Linked DNA regions of Mus musculus: region 1 is linked to region 2. Evidence: chromatin loops called from intact Hi-C (ENCODE). Cell type or tissue: left cerebral cortex. All regions are shown on one strand. Each heading gives the region's core, and the rest is flanking DNA. Links, peaks and the distances in the headings are about the cores only.

Region 1 (10,694 bases), core at 568-8,567, 69 kb before region 2:
AGCAGCTGTCCCAGAAGGACATGGCTAGAAGGCAGAACTTCAGGGAAGAGACTGGCAAGCTGTGGGGAGGGCCACAGGGGAAGGGGGATGAGATATGCATGGGCAAGCATGAGGGCCAGTCAAGCCCATGGAGAGAAAGCTGGTGCTCACCACACATCAAAATCTCTTATAGCACATCAAGAAAGCAAGGGCCGTAGTAGCCAGTGCAGCTGGCTGCTAAGAGACCTCAGCAGCCCCACCTGCTCTTTCCCCTGCTTTAGTAGGGGAGCCCCAGTTCCGAGCAAAACACTTCTAACCTTCCACATAGAGCCTTCCTTGAAGGATTAGGCTCTGGGAAGAGTCCCAGGTGGATGCCTAGCTGAGAAACGTTCTATGAGCGCTGGAGATCCCCCAGCTGTCTGTCTGCTATAGTAGAGCACAACACTTCTTTCTCCAGGATGAGTACAGGGCAGATGAGTACAAGAGTCCAGCTTTTGTTGACCCAGACATTAAAGAAGTCTGCAAAAATGGAGCCAGGGCCGCCATCCTCAATATTATTTTGTTTTGAAGAGATTTTTCCCAAAACACATTAACATGAAATGTGTTTACTGTCTTAAAGATTGAATTGATACATAAATGTTTAATTACTGTTCTAATTTAGACACTTAAGTCTAACCTCTAATGATGCACACTGATGTATACAGGGTTTCTTGGGTCCTCTATCATTTAGAAGCACAGCTGTCAGAAGAGGAGTTTTCTAGCCAGGGAAGCAAAGTACATCCAAAAAAATCCAAAAATATCTAGAATCTAAATCTGTGGAAACTTCCAAGATCGGCCAATGAGTAGTTAAGTGAAGGCACTGGCTGTTTTGGTTTCAGAGACCAGATTCTTGCTAGTGTCTTCTGACCCCACAGTTTAATATGAGTGACAGTGATAAATGAGGCTCCCTGCTCTTTCTGAGAGCAGGAGGAAGTGACTGAACAGCAGCTGAGCTCCATGTAAACTCTGGCAGGGTCTGGACCTGTCATGCAACTCTAAGTCACAGCCCCACCCCCAGTTCCGGCAAGTGAGGGGGTGTTATCTGTCACAGGAACATGACCCACAGGCTAACTCTTGGAAGACAGGGAGGAGGTACCTGTGCTGCACATCGGAGAAGGTGGTCCTCGGTGGTTAAGGCCAGCAGGTACTCCTGAAGCAGGCCAAGCTCCTGTAAAGACAGCATGGGCTCCTTGAATGCTGGAAGGTAGGAGGGCTGAACACAGACACCCACAGGCAGACAGGAGCCTCCAGGGGGTAAGCAAGCTCACTTCGAGGCACCTGTGACACCACACACTCTACAGCCATGAAGGAACCTATCTAGAAGGCCCAGGGACTTGGTTCCAGGGCTATCCCTGATGCCCACAGGGTGATCAGGCAGGGTATGGTAGTCATGTCTTCCTGAGGAAGACAGGCAAAGGACTTGTGAAAGGCCCTTTCATGTGGCAATTCAATGAGTCTATTGTGCCTAGAAGAAAGAGGAGGAGGAAGAACATATCTGTTTGATTTTCCAGAAGTCCCAGTCTAAGGCAGTCCCTAGACCCCTTTGGCTATAGGCCAGACAAAATAAGCAATATAAGTTGATCTGAGGTTCTCTCCTCCTGGGGCTGAGAATACGGGTATGTGTTCTGGGGATGCTGGACTGTAGGTCCAGGTCGGCCTCCTTTTGAAGCCTGGACAACCTGGGCTTGCAGGCTTGGGTGTAACACTAGTTTTGCCATGAGCAGGAACTGGTAAGAGCATACAGAGGTATCCTCTCTGCCAAGGCTTCAGGGCAAGAGGTGGACACATCCTTACCTGGGCACGGTTCTCGGTGACAAAGAAGAGCTCAGTAAGGGCTCGGTGTAGGGGAAGGAGAATGCCAGGCTGTGTCACATCCTCAAACAGGCCATACTCCATGTGAGTAAAGAGCTGCCACAGGGGCTTCAACAGCCCAAGATCACAGAGGTCACTGGAGGGAGCAAGCACGGGGATACTTTACTGAGAAGAAGGTCACGAAAGAAACTGCAGGTCAGGCTCTCCTTTTTCCACCTCATCGTAATATAGCCACCCACTTCTCTCTGAAATGGCCACATAGTCACCAACAGTAAAGAAGCAGGGCAGTGCCCAAACCCCAAAAATGACTCTAAAGAATCCAGAGGGCTGCAAGTGTGCTCACAGGGGCCACTGCAGTTTTTCTTTTAACTGTTTTTACATTTATTTATCATTTATTTATATATTTACTTACTGGGGGGGGGAGTGTGTGTGAGTGTGTATACCCTAGCATGCACATGGTGAGCAGAGGATAACTTGTGGGAGTTGGTTCTTTCTTCCTACCATGTGGGTTCTGCGCATCAAACTCATCAGGCTCAATGGAAGTATCTTAGCCCAGTGAGCTAACTTGTTGCCCCTAACTGTGTGTTTTTAAAAATAGTCCCTATAGGGCTGGTGAGATGGCTCAGTGGGTAAGAGCACCCGACTGCTCTTCCGAAGGTCCGGAGTTCAAATCTCAGCAACCACATGGTGGCTCACAACCATCCGTAACAAAATCTGACTCCCTCTTCTGGAGTGTCTGAAGACAGCGACAGTGTACTTATATATAATAAATAAATAAAATCTTTAAAAAAAAATAGTCCCTATAAAGACCTTCTAATGACAGTTGAAAAACCTCCAGGCAAATGTGTTTTATTATGTTTCACTAGATACTCTAGGCTGTCCCTGAAATCTTCACAATCCTTCTGCCTCAGCCTCCTCAAATACTGGAATTATAGGTGTGAGCTATCATGCAGCCTTAAGCTAAATATTAAGTGGAAAAGGCAAGGTATAACACATCACACATAAAATAAAACGTACAGAGAACTACTGAATAGACAAGGAAGACAAACATGACTTTGATATTAAATTATAAAATAGGAAATATACTTGCACTGGGCGGTGGCACTGCCTACCTTTACTCCCACCCACTCAGGAGGTGGAGGCAGGTGGATCTCTGTGAGTTTGAGACCAGCCTGGTCTACAAAATTTGTTCCAGGACAGCCAGAACTACATAGAGAAACCCTGTCTTAAAAAAATAGGGAGGGAGGAAGGGAGGGAGAAAGATACACTTGAATCTTTCTTTCAAAGATACAATAATTATAAAAAGGAAAATATACTTGCAAGCTTGCTGGACCTGAAATTCTGCCTCCAGGAGAAGATCTGATTCTTCTCAGACCCGTGTGCTGAGAACCCTGAGTGTTTGAACCTGCAGTGGGTGGGGCTGTGATCCCAGGTCAAAACCTCTCAGAAGAAAAAATTAGGAAATCAACACTACTCTGGGCTCCACTACAGGACACACATGTGTATCAGACACGCGTGACTGCCTCTCTCTCATAACTTGAAGAAGACTCTTCCCCTCTGCTGTCTTGGAGCCTATCATTTACCCCAAAGGAGCACGTGTTCATGAAGCGAGGAGATGGGCAGATTCAGTGGACTTGTGGGAGGCACCTGCAGGCTGCCCTCCTCTGAGACTGGCCCTCTCCTCGGCTTCTATTATCCTTGGGCCAGAAGTCTTTAACTTTCCAAGAAGCCTGTATGACAAGGCATTGGGGAGTAGGTTGTGTGTCCCTCACCCTCATCACCCCCAAGTCTTCCTCCAGGTTCATAATGGAGGGATACAGGGTGTCATGTTGGCATGGAAGGGCCAGTGGGAAGTACATGAGAGTTGCCCCAGGTTCAGGAGTCCTTCCTGGAAAGAAGACTGGCAGAAGCCAGAAGACTGTGGAAAACATTGTACTACAGCCAGAAGGGCCTGTCAGCCTGAAGACCTTTGCAATGTGACATTGCTTACAGAGTATACCATCCAGGTGCTCTACTGGGAGCTCATCTGGGGCTAAATGACACACAATATCTGCATATGGGGACACAGTACTAACAAGCAAGCACCCCTTGCCCTCTCTTACCCCCTGTTCCCTTTCTCTTCATGACTTCAAGATTCCTTTAATTTTACAAATCTTCATATTCCTTTCTCCTTTGAATACCAACACCTCTCACTGACTCATACAGTGTGTGTATTTTATCCACATACCTAGAAAATGCAGGGAAGAACAGCTCCTGTTGCTCAGGGGTGTGGGTGGGATGCATGGCTACTGGGTATACAGCACAGAAACCATGAGACATTTCTTCTGAGATGAGGGCTGTAAAGCTACAGACACATTCCTACTTCTATTCAACATTGTAGCAGAAGTCCTGTCAGAGCAAAAGGTCAAACTCTGCTCCTGTGAGGGAGCATGGAGAGAACTAAAACTCACCACCACAGATGCCACACTGGGCACAGCCTAACCCACCCCCCCACTCAGAGTAGATGTTGGATATACGGTAACAGGCCAAAGTGATACAGTGGCAAAACAAAAGTCTGAGAGCGTCTTACCAGTGTAGCCCAGGCTGGCCTTGGACATTATTTAGCCTTCTGGGTGTAGGATTATAGGCGTAGACCATCATAACCAGCAAAAAATTTAAATAATAATTATAATAGCATAAGAACATTAAATACTTAGGAATACACCAAACAAATTCTGTATGAATTGTCTACAGAAATATATAAATGATTTCAAGGATCTATGCAATGGAAAAAAGAGAAAATGGCTGTGGATTAGAGGATCAACATTCTGTGGAATTTGATTCCCCTCAAACTGATATCCAGAGCTATTAGGAGACTGGGGGTATATGTGACTCAGTGGTAGAGTTCCTGCCTATTATGTGGAAGGCCATGGATTCAAGTCCCAGCATTGTAAAAAAATTTTCACTGGCCATGGTGGAGGTTGGGAGTATGAACAACAGGGCCCAGATATGCATACAAGGGTGATGGGAACACAGAAAAAAATGTTTTACCTTTTTCAATCTGAGACAGGGACTCAGCACACAGCACTGACTGGCCTGCACTTCATTATGTATACCAGGATGGTCTCCAACTCCCAAGGATGCAACTGCTCTGCCTCCTTGATGGGATTAAGGCATGTGGCATCATGCCAGCCCAAGATCCACTTTTATGGCTTTGTGTGTGTGTTTTGTGTATGGCCTATGTATATATTCATGTCCATGTGTGTGTAGATGCTGTGAGTGGGCATGTAGAAGCCAGAGGTCAGCACCAGGGGTCTTTCTCAGTCACTCTGTACCTTATATTAATTTTTATTAGATACATTTATTTTATTTTATGTGTGACTACTTTGCCTGTGTGTATGTGCACTCATGTGCATGCTTGGTGTCCTTGGAGGTCTGAGGGTGACACTGGATCCCCAGGAGCTGGAGTTGGAGTTCTGGAAAATGAGCTACATGCAAGTGCTGGACTTGAACCTAAGTTCTCTCTAAGAGCCACAAGTGCTCTCTCTCTTTCTCTCCACTGCTGAGCCATCTCTCTGGCCCCATGACCCTTTTTTTTTTTTTTTTTTTTTTTTTGGAGATGAGTTCAGATTTAGGCTGATTGGCCCAAGAGTTCCAGGGACCTCCTTGTTGCTACTCACCTTTCCCAATGCTGAAGCCCTGAACTCAGGTCCTTCTGCTTGTGTAGACACTTTACAGACTGAAGCATCTCTTCATCTACCACCCCCCCTCTTTTGAGACAGGGTTTTATGTATCCTGGTCTGCCCCTAATTTCAATATGTAGTTTAGGATGACCCTGATCTTCTGCACATATAGAAATTAACATGCTAATATAAAAATGGATAGGTAACCTTTGGGTAAAACTATCTATAAATCATTAGAAAAAGGTAGGCAATTAGTTATAAATGCTCAGCACAGCCAGGGCTGCACACAGGCTGGTCTCTGAGTTTGAGACCAGTCTGATCTATAAAGTTCCTGGCCCTGTCTACAAACAGAAACCAAAAGTGACAAAACACACCCAACACAGGTTGGGGATACTGGGGTACACCTGAAATTCCAGTGCTCAGGAAGCTATGATTGGAGGACTCAGAGTTCTAGGCCAGCCAGGGTTCCATATTGAGCCCTCATCTTAAAACCAAACACCCAAGCCAATCTTGAAGAAGCAAGCTGAAAGACTTCCACAATTAAATGATTAGATATGTAAATCAGTCATAAGTCTATAGTGTTTAAAACATCACCGGGTTACAGACAAGAAAACGCCCAAAGTTATGAAGATGTGAGACCAGAGGTAACAGTGCAGAGTGCTCAGGTCAAAGGTGGATCTGGAACAAGCAGAGAGCCAGAGCAAAACACTAAAAACTCAAACTCTTCTACCAACATTCATCCCAGGTGGATGACTGATGTCACGTGAAAGGAAGAGCAAGTAAGCTTCCAGAGAGAAACAGCAGATACCTTTATGACCTTTGAATGAAGCAAAAATTACTTAATCAGGGCACAAACCCACAAACTTAAAGGAATGACATTACAATTACAGTCACATAGGAGCTGATATCTCCAGCGACTGAGCCCACAGCTTACCTGTGGCTGCAGCATTGCACAATCCTCAGTAGTAAGTGGATGGCTTTCAGGCGCTGATGACCGGTTTGGCGGCAGGCCACACCCACCAGCCATTCCCAGATCTTGCCCAATGCGAGGTGAGGTACAACCCTTTCTTCAGACAACATCTGCTTCAAGATCTCAAACCCTGGTACCATCCCAAACACAAACATTTTAAAAACAATTATTACATTAAAAGTTGACATTTTGTAAACCATTCACATTTTAATAGATAGGGTGAAATCTTGTGAACATTTACATTCTGGCTGAAACTAAATTTCTTTTTGTAAAATAACACAAGAACAACATCTCAGTTCCTCATTTTTGCAAAAGGCCCTGGCAAAAAACCCCAAGGGTCTTCTTTTAGATGGTGACAGAAGGCTCTTTTATCTGACCATTCAAGCGTACAAGCAGCCCATCCATGACCTTGTGAAGAAAGCCAGGTATAGGGGTTGTGAGACACATTTGGAAGGTCTAAAGACACAAAACTTGCTCTGATTTTAACGGGAGTCACTAACATAATGATACCTCTGGCCAGTATGACTGGTGGGCAGGCATGCAAACACAAATCGGAGAGCACACACCTGTCTGGAACCGCCCCAGATGTCCAGCTGTCACAGTGAATCGGTATCCCCACTCAGTGTTGCTCATGTCCGAGGTAAATCGGTAATACAGAGTATCTCCTGGGTCACAAACCAGAGACAGGTCAGGATATGGTAGCAACAAGGATAGCAATTTCTCATTAAATACATAATGCTCATTTAAAAACCTGCCAACAATTTCTCTTCTAAATATTATGTTTTTTAAAAGTTTGTTTTCTCTTTACTAACTCTGGCTTAAGAAGTGTGTGTGAGTAGACACACAAGGTATGTAGTACACACCAAGGTATGTGGGCAGTTGGCTCTCTCTTTCTACTTTGTGGGTCCCGGGGCTTGAACTCAGGTTGATAGGCTTGGCAGCAAGTGCTCTTACCATTGAGTCATCTCACTGGCTCTCACCATTATGTTTCAATGCTTCCTATGAAGTCTACATAGGGCCAGGGAGATGGCTCAAGGGGCAAAAGTGCCAAGCCTGACAACCTGAGTTCAATCCCTGGGATCCATGTAGAGAAGACTGACTCCAACCAGTTGTCCTCTGATCTCCACAGGTACACCGTGACACATATTCAACCCCTCAAGTAAACAAACAAACAAACAAATAAATGTACACAAAAGTTTAAAGGAAAAGTCTGTATAGCGACTTTTTTTTTTTTTTTTTAAATTACCTGGAAGCTCAAAATCTTTCCACTTCTGTTGCGACCCGCTGAAGTTGTGCCGGTCCTGCTGAAAGTCACTACTGCTGGACATGGCTAGTTCATCACAGCCTTCCTCAGTGTTGCACTGAGGGTCAAATTTGATTGAGAGGTAGATTGCACCAGGAATGTGAACTTTATCCTAGGAAGGAAGGCAGAGAATACTTCTGTCACAATCATTAGCTGCCACTATGGCTGTCACTGTAACCAGGGACACTGAGCATGAACAAGCCATAGCCCCTTCCTCCAGCTCAAGTTAGCCAAGGTACTGAACAAAGACGGTGAAGGTGGGGCCCAGTGGGCAGCCAGAATAGGGTATTTACAGGGAGCTCTTCTGGGGAAGGGACACATGAGCAGCAGAGTGGCTCAGCAGGGGCCTCTGGAAAGGTGGAGAGCACACTGGAAAGGTGTGACTCAGGTGGGTCTAGAGGCTGTGCCATGACCATACTGAAGAAGAGCTGCTGAGGAGCCAGGCCAGGGGTGAGTGGGGAGAATGGGGAAGGTGTAGCAACAGGAGGCCCAAAGGCAAGTCTGGGGCAGTTGGGAAGATGGGATGACGGGATGGTCCTTTCTGCAGACAACTCGACATCTGAGCCAATGAGGTGAAGCTCGGGAACAAGGGAGAGGGGAGGCTTAGAAGGACAGGGTGAGGAGGTTTACATCTCTGTGAAATGATGTCTCAGGTGATCAAGTCAACTTCTAAGCCAGCTTCTGTGTCCCTGTCCCAGCTGCTGTAGGCTATTCCCTCTTAGAAGGCCAGGCCTTGTCAGCCCCAACACGTCTAGAGGGCTAAGGAAAGGTGCATTGCACCAGGTCAGTGAGAGCACCTGAGGTGAGAAGGTCCTGCCTTCCTACCTCTTTATTTAGACACAAATTCAGGATGGAATGGATGAAGCTTGGAGTGCTAGGTACTGAAAAAGGGACTTGTGTCTCCAAGTTATGGCCTAGTCATCAAGAGACAGTTAAAGAGGCTGACTCTAGATCTGCATACAAACCGTACTGCTGGAAGCTGAGGGGGATTCACTTGGGAGAGCTCACTTTGGGGAAAAGGAGACTCCTCTGAGGCCAGAAGCCCACATTTTCCTGCTGATGAACCTCAGTCTGGAGAAGGGGAAACCTGGCTACCCAGGACTCCTGGCTTTAGTTCTTAGTCAGGGCTGGTGAGAAGAGGGAGCTACAGTTTCTGACGGTCAGCTGTACCTCAAAGCTGGTGTTGTTGTTATAGGGATGTTTAGATTCCCTCACTTGCACCTCCATTCCTGGTTCCTCCATGAACTGACAGGCAGCCAAGGCCATGGTGCCCAGCATGTTCTCTCGGCAGCCCTGGAGTACTTTCTGTAGGATCTGAGAAGATAGAAAGTGGGTAAGGGCAGGGCCAGCTAGTGTCATCAGGAAGAAGGAAAAGCCTACTTCAGTCTGATATCCACTCGCTCGAAGGCACTGTCAACCATCCAACCTGCCCCCAAATGCAATTCCAGCTCCCCCTCTCAACATGCCCTGTTCTGAATCAGAATAATCACTTCTAGGTAGCCTTCAAGCAGAGAACTAGTCATAGATGTTCCAGGCCCCCAAAGCACTTACCACCAAGCAGATAGGTGCTATAAGTACACATTACAGCACACAGGGTGAAATGGCCAAAATGAGGAGATCCAGGGGCCAATGGGCAAAGAAGCACATGTCTAAGACAGGGGCCGGCCAAGGCAGTGGCTGCCTGCCACTGCTCTTCATGGAGGGCAGATGAGGCTAGAGCACACTGCCAGTGCCTGCAGGGCTGTGATGCTAGCTAACAATCTAGGGTTTGCAGAAACCAATGGTCCTAGGTGGGCAAAACAAGGGTCAGAGAACACAGCAACCTCCCATGCCCAGCACACCGCACCGGAGTGAGAGGATTAATATGACTCATGATTTCTGTACCTGAAACTGAGGAGACAGTGAACCTCCTCTAAACCTGCATCAGAAGAAATGAGTGCACAAGGATGCTAAGGTGTGGACTAGGATGTTTTCTGTGATGCTGGGCTCTCTGCTTCTATGCAGTAGGAAGTAGAAAATGGACTCTGACCCAGCATTAGTTAGATATTCATTTATATGTATGCATGTGGCTGGAAGATATATATGCGCCCCATATTCATATAGGTGTCTGTGGAGGCAGAAGAAGGTAATGGATCCCCCAGAATTAGAGTTGTAGGAGATTGAGAACTGCCCAGAATGAATGCTGGGACTAAATCTATGCCTTCTTCTGAGGCAGCAAGTGCTTGTAACTGCTCAGCTATCTTTCTGGCCTCACAGCATTATTCGAAAAGAAAACAAGGAAGACCTAATATAAAAACAAAACAGATGGAGTGGAGACATGGCTCAATGGCTAAGAGGACTGCTCTGACAGAGGACTCTAATTCAGTTTGCAGCATGCACATGAATGCTCACAACCTTTTTAAACTATAGTTTTAGGAGATATGACACCCTCTTTTGGCCTTTGAGGATATAATATACACATGAAGTACTTACACACAGGCAGAACATTGTACACATAAAATAAAAACAAATTAGAAAAGAAAAATCAAAATACAACATGGCCTCCAACTTAAAACTCCAAATTGTTTTTGGCTACACAGAATCTCATGGACTCTGGAGAAATCTCCATCGCCCAGAAGCCAGAGTCTTGGATAAGTCTCTACCTATACAAACAAGGTCATGGGGCAACCCAGGTGTGAGGGCAGATCACTTGACTTTCACAGACAGTCCAGAAGTGACAATTTAAAACACAAGTCAAGACCCCCATTGGAAGCCTTGTTGTATTATGGGGAAGGCTACCTGGGCATCCTAATTACCTTGTCCCTTGATTTTCCATCATGTGAAATTCCAGAGACCTGAGAAGACACTGGCTAGCTAGAAGAGCTGTAAGACGTATAGTTGTAAAACAGCCAAGGCAGAAGGCCAAAGCAGGTTTCCAGGGACTACTGCT
Region 2 (10,694 bases), core at 1,902-9,901:
ACAAGCTGTGTGTGCTGCAGAGGACAGAGCCAGAGACGTGACCCGAGTTCTGTGGAGGAGCCTGGAAGATTGTGAGTGAATCCCAGTATCAGACATTGGGCTATTTATACACTTGGAATTTGGGGTTGTTTGCTTTGATGGTGACTGTGCCCTGGTTCTTCCCTCTTGAAGTACAAAAAAGTATTTAACTTATTTTTGATTTTTTAGGAGCCCATAGTTGACTTTGAATTTTTAAACAGATTTTGGAATTTACAAAGACTCTGGATTTTAAGAGAGACTAAATATTTTAAAGAGACTGGATTTTTAAAGACTGCAGGGCTTTTACATTTTGGAATGCTTATGTTACAATGTTGATATTCATGTGTGATCTTGGGGATGAACAAGGAAGGAAATATTATGGCTTAATAGTGATCCTAAACACCAATTTCGATGTAAGGCACTAAGGGAGATTCCAGAGGATTTAAGACCTAGGCCTCTACTTGGTACAGTACAGTTGGGAAGATAAGAGATGGTCACAATGAACACAGTTGCCTAACGAGAGAATTGTTTAGCAACATAAAAATTAGCAGTGCTTTTAATTCATGATGATGTAAAGTGAAAAAACAAAACAAAACAAAAAACAACAAAAAACACCCAACCTAATCCCTCTCTGAAGGGATGAACAGAGAGAACGAAACAAGGCTGCTTTGCTAAAAGACACTAACACCATTCAAGTGGCCAAATGCCTTCTATGTTTCACGTGTGGCACATGCTAACAACAACGACGATGACAAAAACAAAAGTAATTCATTCAGCTACCTGATGAATGCTTCCAGCAAATAAATGCAAGAGTATTTGGTATAAAATGTTCCATTTGACACTATAGTGCTTTTAACTATGAAAAGCACCTTCTACCCTGGTACTGAATCTGAGTAATGTAGGAGGGGGGGGCCCTAGGAGGGTAAGAAGAACCAGCTGAGGAGTCACACCCCATTAGATTTTCTTCAGTTATATACTGAGATAGTTATGAATAAAATTGGTCAGGGATTTACTTCAAAATGACACTGGGTGGGTGTGTATATTGAAAAGTAAGTGAGGTATATCACAGATACACCTCAAGATTAGCCTGAGTATATATATATATATATCACAGATATACCTCAAGATTAGCCTGAGTGCCACTGTCAAAGTTAGGTGATGAGGATTCACTATGTTATTCCTTTAAATTTTTCTCATAATTTGGGAAAGAAAAGATAAAAATTCGATTGTCGGCAAGTCATAAGAGTGGAAACTACACTGTGACTAAGCAAGAGAATAAACTCTGAAATCCAAATTGAGCACAGTGCCTGTCCTTTAAAATCTCACACAAAGCTCTGCGTATAGTGAGCACATCAGAAAATGCTGTCATGTGTTTAGAGAAGATAAAGACTAACTCAGTCATGGAATCCACACTTCGGTACATAATTACCATCATGGTGAAGAGCTGGCTTCTCCGGGTCTGTCGATCAGGAAAGAAGATGGCAGCCCCATTGAGAAGAGTGTTTCTCACTTCTTGTTTTAGGATCTCCATGGGCATGGAATTTCCATTAGGTTTATCTACCACTAATGAGAAAGAACAATGGATCAGCTCTAACACATTCCTTCTATTCCCTAACTAACCTGATTACAAATCACTACTCTCCACTTTGTCCTTTGTACCAGAGCAAACGATTTCTTTGTATAGATTTAGCAGTATAGGCAAGTTAGTTTTTATTGACATATGACTAAAACAAAGACTACCTGGACAAGTTTCTATATCTTGATTTCTCTGTTCTCTTGAGACACACTTGAGATAAAGACTTAAAAGGTTCTCAGATGTGGCATGTGCTTCATCCTCAACTGTTATTATAGTCTCTCTCTCTCTCTCTAAGGGCCTCATCCAGAGTCTTGAATGACATTGAGGTTGAAAAGTGTGAAAGTAATTACCCTCAATAAAATAGAACTGTATCTGAAACTGGAGGAAGTCAGCTGTATAAGAACAAACCCTCAACTCAAAACAGTAATCCAAAAGGTATCAAAAAAATTCTCCTGTTGTGACAGGGATATAAATCAGATGGCAGAGTGCTTGCCTAGCATTTGTGAAGCTCTGGGTTTGAGGCCCAGGACTATATAAAAATGAGTTTTGTGAACAAGAAAAAGATCATCCTGAGTAAGGTAACCCAGACCCAGAAAAAGAACCATGGTATACACTAACTTCTGAGTGGATATTAGTCATAAAGGTCAGGGTAACTATGCTGCAATGCACAGTCCCAAAGAAGCTAAGTAACAAGGAGGGCCCAAGGGGGACACTTGAATCTCACTGAGAAGGGGAAATAAATTAGACATGTGAGAGTGGGCAGTGGAGGCAGGGGACTGTGTCGGGGAGGGAGTGGGAATGAAAACAGGAGGGATGAGTCGGGGGAGGATGGAGGGAGAAAGTACAGGGAAACAACTAGGGGTTGGGGGAATCTCTGGGACGAACTAGAAATCTAGGACAATGGAAACTCCCAGGAATCCATGAGGGTGACCCCTGATAAGACTCCTAGCAATGAGGGATTATGGACCCTGAACAGGCCATCTCCTGTAACCAGCAAGACTTCCAATGGATAGATTGGGACACCAACCCAGCCACAAAACCTTAGATCCATAATCTGTCCTGCCTACAAGATGTGCAGGGATAAAAGATGGAGCAGAACTTGAGGGCTGGGCCAACCAATGACTCACCCAACTTGAAACACTCATGCCATGAGAGGGAGCTCAACCCTGACACTATTAATAATACTCTGCTATACTTGTAGACAGGAGCATAACTGTCATCTGAGAGGTTTTACCCAGCAACTAATGGAAACAGAGGCAGGGACTGAAAGCCAAACATTAAGCAGAGCTTGGGGAATCCTATGGAAGAGGGGACAAGGATACCACAAGAAAACCTACAGAATCAACTAACCTGGGTCCGTAGGGGCTCATAGAGACCAGGCTGCCAACCAGAGAGCATGCATGGGATGGACCTAGGCCCTCTGCACACATGTAACAGTTGTGCAGCTGGGTCTTCACACGAGACTCCTAAATCAGGAGCAAGGGATGCCTCTGACTACATTGCCTGCCTTTGGATCCCTTTCCCCTAACTGGGCTGCCTAGTCTAGCCTCAATAGAAGATGTGCCTAGTCTTACTGCAATTTGATACGCCAAAGCTAAATGATACTCATAGAGGCCTCACCTTTTCTGAGAAGGAGTGGATGGGAGGAAGTGAGGTGAGAGGGAGGGACTAGGAGGGGAGGAGAGAAGGGAAGCTGTGACCAGGATGTAAAGTGAATTAAAAAACTTTAAAAACCCTGAGTATTGTGTTATAATTCCTATTCCTATAATTCCTATTGCCTATAATTTCATTACCCAGGAGGTAGAAACAGGAAGATTATTCGCAACCATTTAAGTGAGCCAGAGGCAAGCTGGGATACATGAGACCCATTCTTAAGGAAAAAAAGAAAGAAAAGGAACAGAGGGAGGGAGGCAGAAAAGCAGGTTCATGTAGCACCAATCTCTTTCTGGCTCACATAATCACTAGACCCTCATACTTCTATAGTCAAGTGGCTTATAGTCACCAGTGCAAAGTCACATTCAAGGCACACCCCAGCACCTACCATTACATAAGTGTGTGTAGAGCTCCTTGGCAGCCTGTATTCCCTCAGAGCGTTGCGCTGTAGGCTTCTCCTCCTCTGAGGCAGCTTGTGGGTCACCCTGCAGCACTGAGAAGCAGCTCTGCAGGAGCTTCAGCAGAAGGGTCTGTGCACAGATACATTCTTCCCTTCGGCTGCAGAGGACAAAGACCATCAGAGAGCAGAACAGCAGGTACCGTGTACCCTCCCTCAAGAGAGCAGGCTCAGTAAAGGAACGCCAAGCCAGAGGAAGCTGGGAGGAACACAAGGAACACTGCCAGACACCGGAAACAGACCCTGTCTGAATGCCCACTGGGGAAGGAGGCATATTTCTGATTTTGTTACTTCACCTGTAAAATGTGGAGACTAAACATGTCCTTCACTTAAAAGGCTGTGATCAGAACAAAAGAGTCATAAACTTTGAAACTTTTTTCCTGATTCTGGAATATTTGCACATGCACGCATCAGAGGGGAGGGGAAATGGACAGGAGAGAGAAGAAGGCTCTCTTGGGAGTCAGGGTCCAAGTTTAAACATGAAATTCATGGAGTTAGAGAGATGGCTTGTTCCAGAATCATAAGAACTGGCATTCATGTCCCAGTGCCCTTGTAACAAGCTAGGCATACCTGTGAATAACCCAGCTCTAAGGTGTGTAACCCAGCTCTAAGGTGTGTGTGTGTGGTGGTGGTGGTGGTGGGCACAAAAGACAGGAGGGTTTCTGGGGCTTACTGGCTTCTAGCCTAGCTAAGAAAATGGAATATCCAATGTTCTCTTCTGGCCTCTACATACACATAGGTCCACATACCCACACACATGAGCATAAACTCATACAAACACATAAATAAACAAATGGATAATTTTTTAAATATGAAACTCATTTGTTTTGTGTACAATTTTTTTTTCAGTGCTGGGGACTGAAGCCAGGGCCTTGTGCATGCTTACAAGCTCTATGTTACTAGAGACTGAAGCCAGGGCCTGCGCAGGCTAAGTAAGCACTGTGGCTGTGGCTGGATAACTATTCCCAGCCATACAGTATTTTTAGCTCAGCTTGCATTTTGACTGTGATTTGTGATATGAAGTGAGATGTGGAATTTTCCACTTGTGGCATAAAAACATTTTTCAATTTTGTAATTTTGAATTAGAGATGTTCAACCTACAACACCATAATGTCTAACCTGTTTATCCTATCAGCTGTGAGGACAGTCAATAAGGAAATGGTTGAGAAATGCTTCCTAAAAATGTTATAGAAATTTGAGGGCCATTTTCAATAATCAAATCTTTCAAATCAGAAGAATACATACAAGAAAAAAATGTTTAGAAGGAAAAAATATCCATTTCAGCTTTGCTTATGATTGTCACTTTATAACAAGTTCTGACCTACTTTTGCTTTAATTTACTGTAAAATTTCCAGAAGATCTGCAAATCAAGACCCGCAAAGTCCAGGAAAGACTTATGTTTTAAGCCACTTTCCTTTTGCTGCATCTAAAAAATGATAAAGACAAGAAAAAAAGCAAAATTAAAAAATATATTTACAGAAATATTGAGATGTATCATTTACTTGCTATGGTTAAGAAGTAAGATGACCCACCTGAGTGAAATTTTCATACAACTCAGAAATGTGTGTGTATGTGTATGTGTGTTTCTATGTACATGTGTGCCTAGGTGCATGTGTGTGTCTGTGTATATGTATATGTTTGTGTCTGTAATGTATCTTTGTGTGGTCTATGTATGTGTGTCTTTGTGTGTCTATGTGTCTATATGTGCACACGTGCATGCAAATGTATGTAATACACACGTGGCCACAGAGGCTCTGACTTCATAAACATCAGCCTAACTTTACATGATAGTGGTGCCCAGGATTATCCTGACTTCCCTACATGTGAGCTGCACGTCTGTTGTAACCTAGCTACTATCACTAGGCCTCTCTTCTTTTTTGCTGTGATAAGAGTTCTTAGTGAACAGAGACCCAAACACCATCTGTACACTGGCTCAATAGCTTCTTGTGCAATGAAGAGAAAAGAAAGCTAAGGGTGGACACTGCTATACACACACAAGTTTTTCCCTGAAGTATTCCACAGTGGTGGCAGTACGACTCTCTTGAGTGAACTGATACAATGATTTACTAGTAACTGTAAAAGTCAGCATCAAACCCCAAATATTTAAAATTCAAATCCTGATAGTTTAGTCACGTTAGTAAATGAAACTCCCCTCCAGATATGAGAAGTAATTTTAAGACTTAAAGAAGATCTCATGATGCTGCTGTGTTTGCCAACCCTGGGCAAGCACAAGTAGGGACAGTACCATGTGCCTGCAGGTCTACTCCATGGGACCTTACAACAATGGCCACACACCATGTGGTATTCCACAGACTGGTGCCAAAGTCCACTCTCTCCAGCCTTTTTATATTATCGTGCAGTAAAATATCTGCTATATTCATCAATGCTGCCATCACTTCAGCGGGGCTAAGTCTCAAAGGTCGCCCACTTCCCTTGACACTGTCAGTCACTTCTAGGGGAGTGTTGTATAATAATGGAAGAAACCTACCAGGTCATGGGAAAGCTGCTGGATGAACTGCAGAGTCCTAAGAAGCAGGGTGGCCCCATGAATATTCTCTGTGTCCCTTCTACAGTGGGCATAGAGGATGCTTTGTTCCGCTTCTGCCCTTGCAGGCCGGAGGTACCCACTGATGCTTAAGCCTTGCACGCCCAACCGTTCAGCTGACTCCTGGCGGGTGCAGAGGAACTTCACCATCAAGAACTAGAAAGGATAAAAGAAAAGGACTTGGAATCCCTAAGTACAATGAAAGAACACTGAAAGGCCTTTTTAGAAAAGTTCTTGGTTTTAACAAACATTTTATAAAGCAACATCATGCCCAGTACTTGAAACAGAATAAATTCAGTATCTTCAGGCAACAGAAAAAAAGACAAAATGCAGAATAAGTCAGGTTTTGTTAGGGTCATACCAAGAACAGTGGCCTTCTGAAAGGCAAATATCCAGGCAGGAGTGAGAGAAGTATGTTTGCTTTTTAAGACAAAAACCATGTATTTGATGAAAACAGCGCCCTAAGAAATCACTTCAGTGATCCAAGCAGCACATGCAAGTCACGCACTGGAAGCAAGGCTCTGCTCTGCTCTGTGCTCTGCTCTGCTCTGTGCTCTGCTCTGCTCTGTGCTATCCTCTGCTCTGCTCTGCTCTGTGCTATCCTCTACTCTGTGCTCTGCTCTGCTCTGCTCTGTGCTATCCTCTACTCTGTGCTCTGCTCTGCTCTGTGCTATCCTCTACTCTGTGCTCTGCTCTGCTCTGCTCTGTGCTATCCTCTGCTCTGTGCTCTGCTCTGCTCTGTGCTATCCTCTGCTCTGCTCTGCTCTGCTCTGTGCTATCCTCTGCTCTGCTCTGCTCTGCTCTGTGCTATCCTCTACTCTGTGCTCTGCTCTGCTCTGCTCTGTGCTATCCTCTGCTCTGTGCTCTGCTCTGCTCTGCTCTGCTCTGCTCTGCTCTGCTCTGTGCTATCCTCTGCTCTGCTCTGCTCTGTGCTATCCTCTACTCTGTGCTCTGCTCTGCTCTGTGCTATCCTCTGCTCTGTGCTCTGCTCTGCTCTGTGCTATCCTCTGCTCTGTGCTCTGCTCTGCTCTGCTCTGCTCTGCTCTGTGCTATCCTCTGCTCTGCTCTGCTCTGTGCTATCCTCTGCTCTGCTCTGCTCTGTGCTATCCTCTACTCTGTGCTCTGCTCTGCTCTGCTCTGTGCTATCCTCTGCTCTATGCTCTGCTCTGCACTGCTCTGTGCTATCCTCTGCTCTGTGCTATCCTCTACTCTGTGCAAATAAAGCCAAGTGTTGCCGAAGTTAAGCTTGGGGCAAACTGCTCCCTCAAGGGAAAGTTCCTCTCATAACAGCCTTGCTGTCTTATTTCCAGTTTCACGTTGTAGTTATTTATTTTATACATGTGGGCACATGTATCTCACAGTGTGCTTGTAGAGGTGAAAGGACAAACTGAAGGAGTTGGTTCTCTCCTTCTATATTGGTCCCAGGGATCAAACTCAGGTCCTGGGCTTGGCAGCAAGTGTCTTTACCTACTGGGCAACTCACTAGTATTAAAGGCCTTTCTGAAATTTATTACTCAAATGCATAGATATGCATTGAGCACATACTGTGTGTGAACTCTGAAGAGAGTTCTCTTACTTATTCTAAGATTTATTCTTAAGAAAAATAAATGACATGGCCAGGCAGTTACTACTCTCAGAACTGGGGGAACAAACGCATTCCTCTTGCATCTATGCCTGGGTACTACTTACTGCAGTGTGCCTTTCTGACACATCTCAACCAAACTAAAGATTATGGTCCAATCCACTTCCAGCACTTGGCATAATTTCACACTCTCTTTCAGATGAAGTCTTCTCTGGTAAACCCTAGGGTGGGTTAAACCTCCCTCTGTCATAGTCATATCACATCTGTCTCTCCCAACCCCTCTAACGTTCCAGTGTTGGCTCAGAGCTAGTGCAGTTAGCAATGTTTGTAGAAAGGGAAAGCAGGTAAATGAGTGAAGGACAACCTGGCTACTGCTTACTTTGGCAACTCTGCACTGTTGTAACTTGACATCTGCTTCATCCCACTCTTCTTCTAGCTCAAACCAGCCAATAGGATCATCCTCTCCAAGGTCATCAGATGAGCAACCAATCCTGCGAATGAATACAAATGTAATCATAGACATTTTCTTGCTTCAAAGTTTCTCCAGAGACTGACAAGGTCTCATCCAAATGTTATTTAAGCCAGGCATTTCCAGTGAGATGGAAGAGCGACATACCAGGATGGGCATTTCTGGTAATCACTGAGGAAGAGGCAAGAGTGGCTTCCCTTGCCTAGGTCTGACTAATGTGTGTATAATTACCCTGAGGTCTGAGTCATGTACAAACAACTGAAGGGGTTGATGCCTCATATCCTGGAGCTCTCAAATCTCAGGCTTCACAGACCTCTGTTGATTAGCAAGTCCTCCAAAGGAAGCATTCCATCCTTAAAACAAAGGATAATTGCATCTTTCTCCTTAAAAGCTGAATGGGTAAGTGCTGCTCCCTCTTCAGCAGGCACTCTTTCAAGCACCATTCTTGGTTAGTTGGTTGGGTGGGTGGACAGGTGGTTGGTTGGTTGGCTGGCTGGTTGGTTAGAGACAGTTTCACTAGGTAGCCTTAGCTACTCTGGAACTCACTATGTTGCTATAACAGACATTTGCTTGCCTCTACCTCCCAAGTGCTGAGATTAAAGGCCACCATGCATGACTTCAAGTTTCCATTGTTAAAATCTCATACTACTTGGCCTATGACTCAACTCTCACACTAATAGCTCACTGTATAAGCATGTCTAGCAATCACAGATAACTATGGGGAAAAGTGAAGAAAATGTACAACAGGATCTGGAACAAAGGAAAAATTTTATTCTCTTCCTCACACAAATATTTCTTGGTAGAAATCTTTTGTGGTATAATTGATTATAACAGGACAGGTGGAATTTGCTAAGCCCTAATTGTCGATGAGTCTCATCCATCATACATGTTTGAGGAATTTTAAATGTATTCTTTGAGGGCATACTATCTCAGTGGTATGGCATTTGCCCAGCATATGTGAGAACTTGGTTCTATCCTCAGCTATGTAGCCCAGGCTGACCTTGAACTCTCAATGTCTTTCTATCCTCCTGCCACCATGCCTGGCAGAAAGTCTACTCAAAAGAGTCTGCAACCTAAAAAAACTGGCAGAGTCAGGTACTGGAGAAGCAAGTTCTCTCACTAAACCACACTGTACAGTGGGCAGATGCTGTCTCCGGAGCATAGTGCCAGAAAAACACAACAAAATGGTCAAGAAAATGTTATTTCCAACTGGAGAGAGACTGATATTATATGTAGGCCAACTAAGTTGGCCTACATTGAAGAATAACTCAGGCTAAAACCAGATCAAATCATTAAGGGACTCATCAATAGGCCTGTATTTAGGTTAAAAAAAAAACCCATCCTGCATAAGATATGAAAGACCTTGTTTGACAAAAAGTTTAGAGGAAAAGACCTATTTTAATATCCCAAGAGTGAGAACACAGTTGCTTAAAATTAGGTGGTGCCTGCAGCCATTATTAAAAAAGAAATCATGCTGGGTATGGTGATGGAAACCTGTAAGCCTAGCACACAGGAAGCTGAGGCGTTCTGAACTGCCCAAGCTAATAAGACCTAATCTCAAGAAACAAACCACAAACAAGACAGGCAATGAAGGAAAAGAGGAGGAAAAGAAAGGAAGAGGAAGAAAGAAAGAAAAAGAAGACTTAGGTCCTTCCTATAACTACTAAATCAGACCTGTATTTTCACAGGATCTCCTGGGAAATACAATAGCCCAGAAGGCAAGTCCAGGGCTCTGATTCACAGTGATAACTTCCTAGCAGCAATAAGGAGGACAATGCTATCTGATGAGTCAGCAGTGACCTCTGTAGCAATGTCTACTTTAAGCCTTCATCTTAATGACCCACCCACACCCATCCCCTGATTTCTGAAGGTATGTATGGCCTGGCTTGTCCCCTATTCTCTAAGTTTTCTGTTGTCTCTTAACTAGTGCTGCTCATCAGGGTGACCTGTAGCCTGTAGTCTGGCTAGTCTACAGTCCTCCAGAACCATGTCTTCTATCTCTACATTTTCCTTTAGTTTTGTTTGAGACAGGGTCTTAATCTAGGTTGGTCTTGAACTCTCAGCAATCTTACCTCAGCTTCCTGAATGCTGGGATTATAGTCATGAGGCTACATACCTGGACCCTATGTTTTTAATTAACATTTCAAAGACTGTCATGTCTGTCCCTACAATACAAGAGTCTCTTCTAAGCTGCTGACCTGTTTGTCCTACTGGCTGTAGGACATCTCAAATCTTCCCAAGAGGGCTAACATTGAGTTACCTGTCTTCCCATAATCCTGCTTCTCCCTGGAGCATGTACTAGTTCAGAACAGGGTACTACCAAGTTCTCCACCTGCCCGAACTTGGTGCTGCCAGCCTCCTTTCCTCTTCTGCTCTCTACTCAGTCATCCCCAG

Evidence for each region. Hi-C counts contacts between places; a loop is a spot of excess contacts. Peaks named below come from ENCODE experiments on the same cell type or tissue, not always from the same donor. Only the 100,000 strongest peaks of a DNase experiment are listed, where the experiment ranks them.
Region 1: it touches region 2 in a loop (1.9-fold over the local background); 2 of 42 quality-filtered maps call a loop at or near these places.

The regions. Positions count from the first base shown.
Region 1 is chr11:72,913,602-72,924,295 of GRCm38, reverse strand. Zzef1 (zinc finger, ZZ-type with EF hand domain 1) reads right to left here. Exons shown (of 55, transcript NM_001045536.2): 49 at 8,981-9,079; 50 at 7,709-7,823; 51 at 7,029-7,127; 52 at 6,427-6,592; 53 at 1,813-1,966; 54 at 1,115-1,186. Among named protein-coding and RNA genes, the nearest start is that of Gm34704, 22 kb to the left of the region's middle. In left cerebral cortex, for the core only: no CTCF peak of the experiment used is centred there; DNase peaks (open chromatin) are centred at 1,049 and 4,095.
Region 2 is chr11:72,846,270-72,856,963 of GRCm38, reverse strand. It overlaps Zzef1 (zinc finger, ZZ-type with EF hand domain 1), which reads right to left. Exons shown (of 55, transcript NM_001045536.2): 12 at 8,211-8,322; 13 at 6,193-6,405; 14 at 5,030-5,130; 15 at 3,636-3,805; 16 at 1,448-1,581. Among named protein-coding and RNA genes, the nearest start is that of Gm26121, 30 kb to the left of the region's middle. In left cerebral cortex, for the core only: no CTCF peak of the experiment used is centred there; DNase peaks (open chromatin) are centred at 3,674, 4,639, 6,302 and 8,551; H3K27ac peaks cover 1,476 bases.